Regions from separate parts of the Mus musculus genome. Here region 2 is linked to region 1. The links are chromatin loops, found by intact Hi-C in ENCODE. Cell type or tissue: left cerebral cortex. All regions are shown on one strand. Links, peaks and the distances in the headings refer to the core of each region. The heading gives the core; the rest is flanking DNA.

Region 1 (5,916 bases), core at 586-5,585:
ATAGTATGGTTCAGATTTTACATTTGGAAAGAGTGCAAGTGCTACTTGTGTCACACAGTGTTGTTTGTGGTTTAACACCATCTCCCATGTGACACTTCCTAGGATAACAGCTATCTTGTGAACGCCCAAGCACATGCTTGCACGCGTAATGCATTCGTGACAGCTGCCCCAGGAAAATGACACACCTCTGAATCTGTGGCCTCTTGATGTTGTTTGGAGGACAGTAGCATAGTTGTCATTTTTACGTGCTGACTTGGGGGCGGGGGGAGGTGCTATTGCTCCCAGTCAGTATTCACTCAAACCTTAATCTAAGTGGTGACGTGAAGACACCGTAGATGTGAACGGCATCTCCAATCCGTTGGTTCTGAGTCTGGATCACCTCCAGTCATACGTGTGGAGCCCTATACAATCAGCTGGAGGCCCCAAGTGTAAAAGCTAAGATTTCCCAAAGAAAACATTCTCCTGCCTCAGGACTATGACTCAACTTCTGCCTAAGTTTCCAGGTTACCTTAGTATGTTGGACTTGCTCCCAACCCCTTGCTATCATGTGGGCCAATGCATTAAGAAGAAACTTTGTGTGTGCACTCAGTCATGCATGATGTAATGATGTTTTGGCTAACAGAAGACCACACATTTGAAGGTTATCTCTTCAATGATAACAGAGCTGAAAAATTCCTATTATGTCCTGGTGTCGTAGAACAATGACTTATTCACATGATTTCTGTGATGCCGGGTGATCTACTGTGCTGCAATTACATAGAAGTTCAGCACACTGTGAACAATGCACAGTACTTGATATAGAACAACTACAATCCTGCTTTATCTACCATACTGTATGTCCTTATGAGTTTAAATGTGCTCTTATTTAATATTATCAAGCAATATGTCATTAGTGCATACCGATGTTTATGTGATAAGAAAATCATTCTTAGAGCAGAGGTAAGAGGGCTCGCTACCAAAGCATGAGGACCTGGGTTCAGATCCCCAGCATCCATGTAAGAGTTTGGATGTGGTCATATGTGTTGGTAATATGCTGAGGGAGGCACAGAGAAGAGGATCACCCAGGCTTGCTAGCTACCAGCCCAGCTCCAGTTTTAGTTAAGAGACCCTGTCTCAAGGGACTAGGTGGAAATTGACAGAGCAGGACATATGCCACATCCCTTAGGTCTCTGAGCATACTCGTGTGTATGTACCATACTAATGCACACACATTATCACACACAACTTATTCTGAGAACATATCCTTGTCATTAAGTGATGCATAATATTATATATATCTACATATGTATGCATATACAGATACAGGTAAAAGCATACAGTTATGTGTACAGACACACACATACACACACACACACACACATATACACACAACTGTGCATGTTCAGCAAGCCCATCTTAAATCACCTCTACACTCATCTTGCCCTTCCCATGATAGGCAGGGCAGGGAATGCCTGTTGAAAAGTCGGGGCAGTGTGCACTCCAGTACAATCCTTACTACCAGTTTGGAGATGTCTGTCTTCAGCGTTCTCATCGTGGTCGATATTTGCTTGAGTCAATAGCTGTTCATGGTGAAGAAGCACCTTTGAGGGTTAAGTGCTTTCAGACTCTGAACACCAGTGCCTGCCTTAAAATGCCACTTAGCTGTCTAATATCTCTTGTTCATCCTATCCCTACACAGCTACGTGTCTGGAGAAACCAGCCTACACTTGCTGCTGCCTACTTCGATGTGGTCACAGCCCTCACCACAATACAGAAACTGCTTTCTTTAGACTCAACAGAGCCTTTTCCGTGACTGTATCTGATATGCATTGACTTCAGTTTACTTATTGTCTTAGCTTGATGAATCCACTCGTGGCCTATACTCTTTCCCTAACAAGGTTCCCTCTGTCTTCCTCGGCCATGTCTCTCTTGGTTTGCATCTTGTGTCATCTGCCTGTAGTATTGCAGACTCTTCCAGCTAAAGTGGTCTATTTTGGGTTAAGCAGTATCTCCCAAAAGACAGATCGATGTCCTGGTCCTGCAACCTGTGAATGTGACCTTCCTTGGTAATTGTGTCTTAGCAGATGTTATCCAGTTAAAACAAGGATATTAGGTTGGGTGCTAATCAGTATGACTGATGGCCTCAGAAGAAAAGGAAGACAAGAGACCAGAGGGCTGTGGGACAACAGAGGCAGAAGGTGGGGCAGTGCAGCCTCAAGCTAAGGAGCATGCCAAGGATTGCTGATAAATGGCAGAAGCTAGAAAAGGAGGGATCGACCACATCAGATTTCAGAGGGAGCTGGGCCCTGACAGCAGAGTGATTTAAGACATGTCATCTCCAAGATGATGACATACAACCCTTGTGCTGGTTTATTCCACTTGTACTTTGTCACAGCAACGGTAGGAAATTAAGATGGGGGTGGGGTGGGGTGAGGTGGGGGTGGGGGTCGGGTAGGTGGAGAGTGTCTGGAGAGATAGTTCAGTGGTTAAAAGCACTCCTTGATTGTCGCGGGCCGTCCAGCGGCTCGCGAGGAACTGGTATGGCTGAGATGGCAGACTCGAGCTGAAAGAAAAGGAACTAGACTGACGGGAGAAAGAACGGAGCTAAGACAACCGGTTTCTAATCAAAGCTCAATTTTACTATTCAGTGCACTGGGTTATGAAGAAGGGGGAAGGGGCTCATTCCTGCCAAACAATCCTGGAGTCCAGTTGCAGGTGACCACGTGCTTGGCTCCGGAGCAGCTAGGCGGCAGGTAGCAGGTAGCAGCAGTGGGAGTGGCAGAACGATGGGGCGGGGCGGCAGGCTCCACCCCACGCTCCCTTCCTGCTAATAGTGAAACCTGAGCTAACAGGTTTCAGGCCGAGGGTGGGGAGGTTACACTTGATCTTGCAGAACCTTTGATACCCAGCCCTCACATGGGATGCTCCTAACTGTAATGTCAGTTCTAGGGGTTCTGACGCCCTCTTCTGGTCTCTGCTAACTCCAGCATACTCATGGTATCCACTCACACAAACACAAACTTCTTGCCCATTCTCCACAAAGGGCACCTTCCTCATCTCATGGGTTAAATGTAGTTTCATTCAGACTCATAAGCCCGAAATTTCTTTTAGTAGAAATAGAGAAATCCAGGATAGGCAGAGCTACACAGAGAAACCCTGCCACCCACCCCCCCCCCCAAACAAAACAAAACAAATAAAACCAAAGAAACAAAACGAAATAGAATAGGCACGGGTGCTGCGTGATGCTGCCCACAGGAGCCGCAGTTTTAAGTTACAGTGACTCACAGGAAGGTTTATGTTGTACAGAATTCTGTCCTTGGTGATGGGCTGCCATTGCCTATGCCTGGACTGTTCTGCCCGTGGATCTGCCTGGCGTGGGGTACTTCCAGATGCCGCCCGTGATGATGATTCCTGGGAATTTGGCAATAACAAAAGGTCAGTATGTTCTCAGGAAAGCTTCTTATGGAACATTCTAGCATGGGGGGATGTTTAGCCTGGTGACTCTGCAGTGGAGTTTCAATAATGAATTCAGTAAGAAGCGTGTCCCCGGGCAGCTCTGTCCCCGGTGGGACTGTCTGATGAAGTGGGCTCTGTTAACCGCTCTGGGGGCTTCATAGGCTTTGATTACTGCTCACGAGGTTTGCATTTCTTCAAGGAGCTTAATGAGGTTTTTCTAGGGGGCAAAAATCATAAATTTCCATGTTTTAGTAGCTCGCTTGGTAGAAGCATAAATTGTACATCTCTCTCACAGCCCATAGGAGAGGATGCCTCACTTGCTTCTTCTGTGAGGTAGTAAGACAAATGTCATCTGGTCCATCACGTCTGAAGAAATATAGAGAAGAGCATGGTTACCATAAACATTAATTATCTTTTAAAGGGACATACTCAGTTTAAACAAAAATATCAGGTTTGCAAAATGTGTAATGTGTCTTTTGCAGCAGTAGGAGCCAATGCCCAATGTCAACTGAATGTTTTTATAGCCTTAAAATATCTGCATTCATTTTCTTTTATATGGTCATAATTATAGAGCAAAACAAATCATTTCTAGTAAATTCCAACTTATTTAAGTGATCTTCTTCTCCCACCAATCTTCTTTGATTGATTTATTTATTTCCTATTCTTTTGTTTAAAAGTACTTCTATATCTTAAATGATTCTAACCAAATTCATAGTTGATAGCCAAATGTTTTTAATAACTCTCCCCCATAGTTTAATGGCAAACACATCAACGTATGCTCGACTGCCTGTCAGCTCACTAATAGTGGCATCCGTTCCTCTGAGGAGCCCGGGAATGTATATATAAAAAATGCAATCAGAGGCATTCTAAATGAAATAGCAAATTTAGCTGATGGAATGTGTGGCATACTAATGAGCCTCTGCCAGGCCCGCTGTGCGCTTGTGCGTGACAGGCTGAGAGTGATGACCTTGTTCCAGACTTAAGCAGAGAGTCACTGCAGCTGGCGACAAATAGATGCCTCTGATTACACTCCAGCCACCCCGCCTCTCCTGGGACCTTAGTAGGAACTCGCAAAACACATGAAAAAAAAAATGCAACTTCAATTCACGTCACAGATTTGCTGACTTCTGGGGGAGTGGGGCACAGGCAAGGGGATACCTGGAGCTAAATCTCTGAAGTCCACAAATAGCTTCAAAATTCCTTGTTCTCCTAACTGATACACTTAACAAACAAACAAACAGACAAACAAACAAAACAACAACAAAACTAAACCTAGAAACTCATAGCACAGGCTGGCCTGGAACTTCTTATGTAGCTAAGGATGACCCTGAGTTTCTGAGCCTCTTGTCTCGGCCTTCTGAGTCTTGGCCATACCGGTGTGTGCTATTATGCCTAGTTTATGTGGTGCTGGGGATAGACCCCAGAGCTTCATGCAGGTTACACCAGCACTCAACCCACCAAGCCCCTTCTCTAACCCCTTAGGCAACATGTTCTCAAAATTAATCTTAAAATTCAGCAATTAATCTTAAAATTCGCTGCCTTCCCTTGCTGCTTACAATCTTTGAAAAATAAAAACCTTTTAAGCACAACCTGCAAACAGTTTAAAGGGTTCCCTAAAACAGGAGGAGGAGCTTAAGGACTGGTCCAGGAGTGGCGCTTTAGCTGATAACGCGGTTGCCCAGTGGGCTCAGTGGAGACACACACACTTCCTAGTACTGATGGTGAGAGGACTTGGCATAGAGAAGCTCCTGTTGTCAGAGAACAGAGGTAAGGCAGCTATCAGCCATGTGCCCACTGTATCAGTGAGGGACAAAAAGCTTTAATGCCAGGCTTGGATTTGCAAATGGGACACTTTGTCTCTAGGACATAAGTCTTTTTGTTTTGTTTTGAGATAGGGTCTCACCATATAGCTCTGGCTGTCCTGGAACTCATGCTATAGACTAAGGCTGGCCTCAGACTCACAGAAACAAGCCAGCCTCTGCTTTCTGAGTGCTGGGACTAGAGGTGTGCACCACTACTTCTGGCTCAGGACCTGAGTCTGAAGTGTTATATTTTGTTGCCTTTCTAGCCTTTCAAATGGCTTCTACTATTAGAATCGTGTTAGTATGTTCTCTTGGAAATCTAATCCAGGAAAAGTGTGCAAGGAAGCTTCTAATGTTTTCAACATGACAGGTCCACAGTCTTAGGGCTGATGTAGCCATGAACAAAGGACCAAGGGTTCAGCTAATTTTAAAACAGAGTTTGAAAGTTTAGCAGGGATTGCTTTAGAAGACTGTACACTCACTATAGATGCTTGGATACCATCCTGTGATGAGTTGGTCAAAGTGCAAGAGAGTGTAAAAGACACTCTTAACACTGAAATGAGAGAGAATAGCCAATAAGCAAACGAATCATGTTACTTAAAATCTGTGTAGCCAATAGCCAAGATGGTCCCCAGGGGTCTCAGCTACTTAATATTTATGGCTTTGTGCTTCCTCCCAC
Region 2 (5,916 bases), core at 318-5,317, 130 kb after region 1:
AAAAGAGGCACACAAAGTGTGTGATCCACTGGGGTATGAATGGTTGGGATGCTGTGTCCTCTTCAGCCTCACTCATCTTTAAGCTGCGTCTTTTTTGGTTTTTTGGTTTTTTGGGTTATTTTGTTTTTTGGGTTTTGTTTTGTTTTGTTTTGTTTTGTTTGGTTTTTTTCAGACAGGGTTTCTCTGAATAGCCCTGGCTGTCCTGGAACTCACTTTGTAGACCAGGCTGGCCTCTAACTCAGAAATCTGCCTGCCTCTGCCTCCCGAGTGATGGGATTAAAGGTGTGTGCCACCATGCCCAACCTTAGGGAACCGTTGAGCATCGTTTTGTTTGCTTTAACTGTGCCTGTGGCTTATTAACAATCCTTCTGCCATCTATGCTCCCTATCAGTGAGTCATGGCAAGTGGCTCATGGTTAACACATGTGGAGCCTCACACAAGGAAATCCTCTACTCTCCATTAGCGTTTGAGAGAGGAGAAAGAAAACCTTGGTGGTAGAAAATCTTTTACCCAAAGCAGAAACTGAATTTCAATATAACATTGATTGTATTATATAATAGGATATGCGGGCATACGTAACTGAGATGCTGAGTTGTTAACTCTAATACAATTAGTACAAGGTCTCTATGAGGAGAAAGAGACTCTGGTGCAAGACATCTGTGTATGGGTGGTATGAAGAGTTAATATCGATAAGTTGTCATTCTTATGCCAGAAATGGTAGTTAACACCTATAAATACATCTTGCAGGAGGATCATGGGTTCAAGCCCAGCCTCAGGTGTATAGTGAGACTGTCTAAAGACAGCCAAGGGCCGGGATGTATGTAGCTCAGAGGTAGATAGAGAGCTTGCTTGCTTAAGCTATATAAGAGTCTGGGTGTGGTCTTCAGCACAGGGAACAGAATGGGGGATTCTTTCAACTACAGATGTTCCTTGATTCATGAATTAAATTGATCATAAATTGAAATGCATTTAGCAATCTAAGACACTTAACCAAACATCATAGTTTGCATACATACATATAGTACATACATGGTAAAGTGTAGGCTGTTTACCCTGATGATCACATGGCTAGCTGGGGGTTGTGACTGCTGCCTTTCAGGTTCATGAACAAGAACTGTAACTCCTACTTCTAGCCAAGGAAAGAATCAGAGTCGATGTATATTGTTTCACTGAATGTGTATCGTGTTTGCACCATTGTAAAGTTAAAAATAATCTTAACTCTGGGACCATAAAAAGACATATAGAGTCAGTGCAATCCTAGTCAAAAAATCCCACTAAGCTATTTTGCAGACATTGACAGGTTTATTCTATAGTCCTTATGGGAAAAAGGGCCAGAAAAACTATCAATCATCATCATCATCGTGCTACTAATACTACTACTAATAGTACCTGACATTCCAAGACTTACCATAAAGCTCTTGTGACCAACACAGCTGAAAAAAGAATAGATAGATCAAGGGGAAGAATGGAGTACTCAGAAACAGACCCTCATAGTGATAGCAAGGGCAGTCCAATGAAAGGGGAACACAGAATGTTTTTTAACAAGCTGGATATGGCACCACTGGATACCCAAATCAAACATCATCATCAACAACAACAACAACAACAATGAAGAGCCTACACAGAGATCAAGAAAGTAATTCAAAATGGGTACTACACCCAGATGGAAAACGCAACACAGTAACACTTCCATGGGTACCAGACCCAGAAGGAAAACGCAACACTGTAACACTTCCAGGAGGTAGCTGAAGTACTCACTGCCCCAGCAGAGACACTAGGCTAACACTGGAACTGTAGGGACATTAGCACTGCCCCTAGACAGCAACGATGTGTCAATGCGTGCAATGTTCCATGTTTCTCACACTCAGACATGATCCTCACATGTCCCCCACCACCCAAGAGTAACTCATGAAAAAAGGATACTCTGTACTTCATTAGAAATTAAAGTTTTCTTTCAAATCTTAAAAGATGCCATTAAGAGATGAAAAAGACCCTCACAGGCTGGGAGAGAATGGTTTGTCCAATAACTAGCTTTCTTGATGCTCCTGCACATTTGCCCCCGTGGGTCCTTCTGCCTAGAGTGCTGTAGGCTAGCACACACCACTGTTCCTCCATACACGCTCCATTTCCCATCTTTACTCAGTATCTCTTCTGACATCTTAAATTTGTATTTTAATGTCTCCCTTTTCTTCTCTTCCTCATCCTTTTTATCTGTAGCTCTTATTATCATCCAGCACACTATTTTGCTTATTGAATACTAGGTGCTGACTAAATATTTATCGAATGAATACCAATACCTCCAATAGCAAAATTCTCCATGCTGTTTCTATAGAAACACCTATACCACCTTTTAAAATAATTCACTCTTCATAGTTTTGACAGACATGGGTGCATGTCTAATGGAGCCGAATCTAAATTAACACCACACAGGTATGGTGTGGACGGAACAGCAGACATGGGGGTCTCATGATCCTGAATGATTTCTGAGGATCAACACCCTAGAAATTGTAATAACAGATGTAATATTTTTAGTTCAAGAGCAATTGTTAAATTTAGCACATTTTGTGCTATCTGTGGAAGAGGCCAATGTGTTCAGACTAAGAAATCCAGAGTCATGTGTTTTCATATTTTCCATCCTAAGTTTATTTCCAGAATGAAAGATAGATATATGCCCAATATCTTTTAAAATCAAAGAATGGGCATTGTCTTTTACAGTGTCATTTAACATGAAAGCAAGAAGCCTTGCCCTTCTCTGTTGTTTCAAAGTAACTGCCTCCATCAGCTGAGTTCATACTGCCATCTAGAGGTCACATCTGAGCACTGCACAAAGGCGGCGGCGCGTTTCAGAGCCTGCCAGAGTGATTAAAAATAAAATAACTAAAACGCTTAAATATATCAAAACGATATGTAATTTCTTCTTAGATCTCTGTTGCTGGAAATTTGAGTTGGAGCAAGAGACTAGAGAAAATGCTGACTGTGTCTAGTAGATGCCAGACAGCACACGAATGTGTGCCTTGTGTCCATTCACTGAAACCTCAGTGTAAGAGAGAGGGACCGTTACTATTACCAGTCCTGCCAAGAAGAAGGCTCAGAACAATCAACCATGTGTCTTCGTGTTTCTTAATAGTTTCGTAGTAGTGGAACCCAAGTCTGTGTGACCCTAAGTTTCTAGGTCCAGGGCTCTCAGAGATGGGTCCATTTCTCAGTATTACAGAAGTTCCCAGAAAGGATGGGGGGGGGGCCGTCAATGGACATTCTTGCGATGTTTGAGCATTATTGCTAATCTCCACTAGTACCAAAGATCCATATGTTTTCCTCTATAAACACTGAAATATATATATATACACATACACACACACACACACACACACACACACACACACATATATATATATATATATATATATATATATATATATATAGAGAGAGAGAGAGAGAGAGAGAGAGAGAGTAATGGTACTTGGAAGATAACCTGGTGGTAGAGGCAGCACTGAATTGGAAATACCCTCTTTCATTAAGTCTGTGGTCGGTTTTTTAAGTGTCTCAGTGAGCCAAGTGAGACACTTCCCAACCCTATCTTCTAACTTAGCAGAGACCTGAAGAACTATTTATCCACAGCCTACCTTTGTGAAAGGTTTCCACTGTAGGGCTCCACGAGGAATAGACTGATAATATCAAAGGACAAAGACCAGCATCGCAGAGTGCCGGCTAATCTTATGTCAACTCAACACACAGACTAGAGTTATCTGAAAGGAGGGACCTTCATTTGAGAAAAGGCCTCCATAAAATATGTCTGTAACAAGTCTGTAGGACATTTTCCTAATTAGTGATTGATGGGGAGAGCCTAGTTTATTATGGGTGGTGCCATCTGTGGGCTGGCGGTCTTGGGTTCTAAAGAAAGCCAGATGAGCGAGCCGCGGGGAGCAAGCCATTACGCAACATCTTTCCATCAGCTCCTACAGCCAGGTGCCTGCCCTGACTTCTTCAGTGATGAACAGCAATGTTGAAGCGTAAGCCAAATAAATCTTTCCTCCCCAACTTGCTCTTTGGTTATGGTGTTTTGTTGCAGCAATAGGACCCCTAACTCAGACATACAGTTTCTAGCTTTTAGCTGGTATCTCAGCCCCATAGGTTTTATAACTAAATGATATATGTGAGAATTGAAACAGTCTCTCCAATAGCATAGCTCTACGGTGTTTTGCTTCACTAAAAAGTACTAATTTGCTGAATACCCATGTTATATTCCAATCACCATAGCTATACTTTGCCATTAAACTGTATTTTTAATTTGTGTATTCGATATATGTATGTGTGCACATGAACACACATATACATGCAGAGCCACAGGTTAGTGTCAGATGTCTTCCTCTGTCATTTCCCACTTTATTTTGAGACAAGGTCTTTCACTGAGTTTGAGACTAGCTGTTTCAGCAAGGCTAGGTGGCCAGTAATCTAGGGAAATCCATTCCTCTGCTCACCCAACGCCGGGGTTACAGGTTGAACCATTACGACATCTTCATTATTTGTGAATGCGGAGGAACCAATCAGACCTCACACCTCTACCCACGGAGCAATCTGCCCAGCCTGCACTGAAATATTTTCATAAGGGCATCCAAAGATGGAAGGGCCTTAGGGTTCCAATTCCCTTTAAAAGCCCAAGATAGACAGTCCTGTAATGCCGCAACTATTCTTAGGACATTTGCCCAAGAAAATGTTAGCTTTTGTTTCAAGCAGTTTTTTTTTCTCAGCTCTCTTCCATCTTTCAAGGGAGCAGCCTCTCTGAGCCAGTGGTTATCACCCTTCTTAACGCTGTGGCTCTGTAATAGAGTTCCTCATGTTGTGGTGACCCTTAGCCATAAGATTGTCATTGTTGCTGCTTCATAACTAATTTTGCTACTGTTGTGAATCATAATGGAAATGTTTTGGATGAGTCTTGTGAAAGGGTTGTTTGACCCTTAGAGGGGTCTCGACACTCAGGTTGAGAACCACTGAGCTAAAAGATCAGCATAGCTTCTTTAAATCAAATAACCACAGCAGGTAAAGGGTTGGCCAAAGAAAATAGCCCAGAAGAAGATAGCTGGCTTTTGGAAAGTGCCTGATTAATGATGGACCTCACCCAGAGCAGTTAGACCCTGGTGGTTCCCAGATGTGGCTAAAGAGACAGCTGACTTCACTGTTTCTCAGGATGAAATGCCCTGTAAATGTCTCCTGTGACTGGCTAGTCTCAATCATAAGGGCATGATTTCTACAGCAGTAGTGAAAAGATGGCTTTTGTTAAGTTAAGGTTGTCACAATTAAGGTTTCAAAAGAGGAAAAATGTGTGGATTTTTTCAGTCAAAATTGAATTTTGACCAGCAAATGTTGTCAGGCACAATTCTCTCTTCTCTTATTTCTAGTCTCATGTTTAAAAAAGAAAAGCACCCACAAATAGTAGAGGCATTGCTTATATTTCTTGTCTCCTTGTTTTCTTCTGTTACAAAGTTTTCAACTGAGCTGGTTAGTTCCCATCAACTTGACACAAAGTCACCTTGGAAGAGGGAACCTTGGTTGAAGGCTCCCTTCTGTCTGATGGGCCTGTGGGCATGTCTGTGGGGCGTTTTCATCATTGCCAGTTGATGTGGGAGGCCCAGCCCACAATGGGCAGCACTACACATGGGAAGATGGTCCTGGCTTGTGTACAAAAGCAACCTAAACGGCCATGGGGAGCAAGCCAGTAAACAGCATTGCACTGTGATCAGTACTTTTCAGTCCTGTTTCTGGGCTCTGGAGTTGACTTTTTGCCTAGGCTTCCTTTGGTGGTAGGCTGTTACTTGTATCCCAAAATGAACACTTTCCTCCTAACTTGGTTTTGGGCATAGTTTTTGTCATCTCAACAGAGAAGCAAACTAGAACATCAACTCAACCTGTTGATGAGAA

What was found. A loop is a pair of places that touch in the nucleus more often than their neighbours do. Peaks named below come from ENCODE experiments on the same cell type or tissue, not always from the same donor. Only the 100,000 strongest peaks of a DNase experiment are listed, where the experiment ranks them.
Region 2: a loop joins it to region 1, with 2.1 times the contacts of the local background. A loop is called at or near these places in 2 of 42 quality-filtered maps.

Annotation. Positions count from the first base shown.
Region 1 is chr12:71,574,733-71,580,648 of GRCm38, forward strand. 9630002D21Rik (a long non-coding RNA gene) reads left to right here and starts at 3,199. Exons shown (of 3, transcript XR_872814.1): 1 at 3,199-3,414. In left cerebral cortex, for the core only: a CTCF peak has its summit at 2,952 (motif pointing left); DNase peaks (open chromatin) are centred at 2,925, 3,334 and 4,349.
Region 2 is chr12:71,705,137-71,711,052 of GRCm38, forward strand. All of the region lies in intron 2 of 9630002D21Rik (a long non-coding RNA gene), which reads left to right. Among named protein-coding and RNA genes, the nearest start is that of Gm46356, 78 kb to the left of the region's middle. In left cerebral cortex, for the core only: a CTCF peak has its summit at 2,811 (motif pointing left); a DNase peak (open chromatin) is centred at 2,825.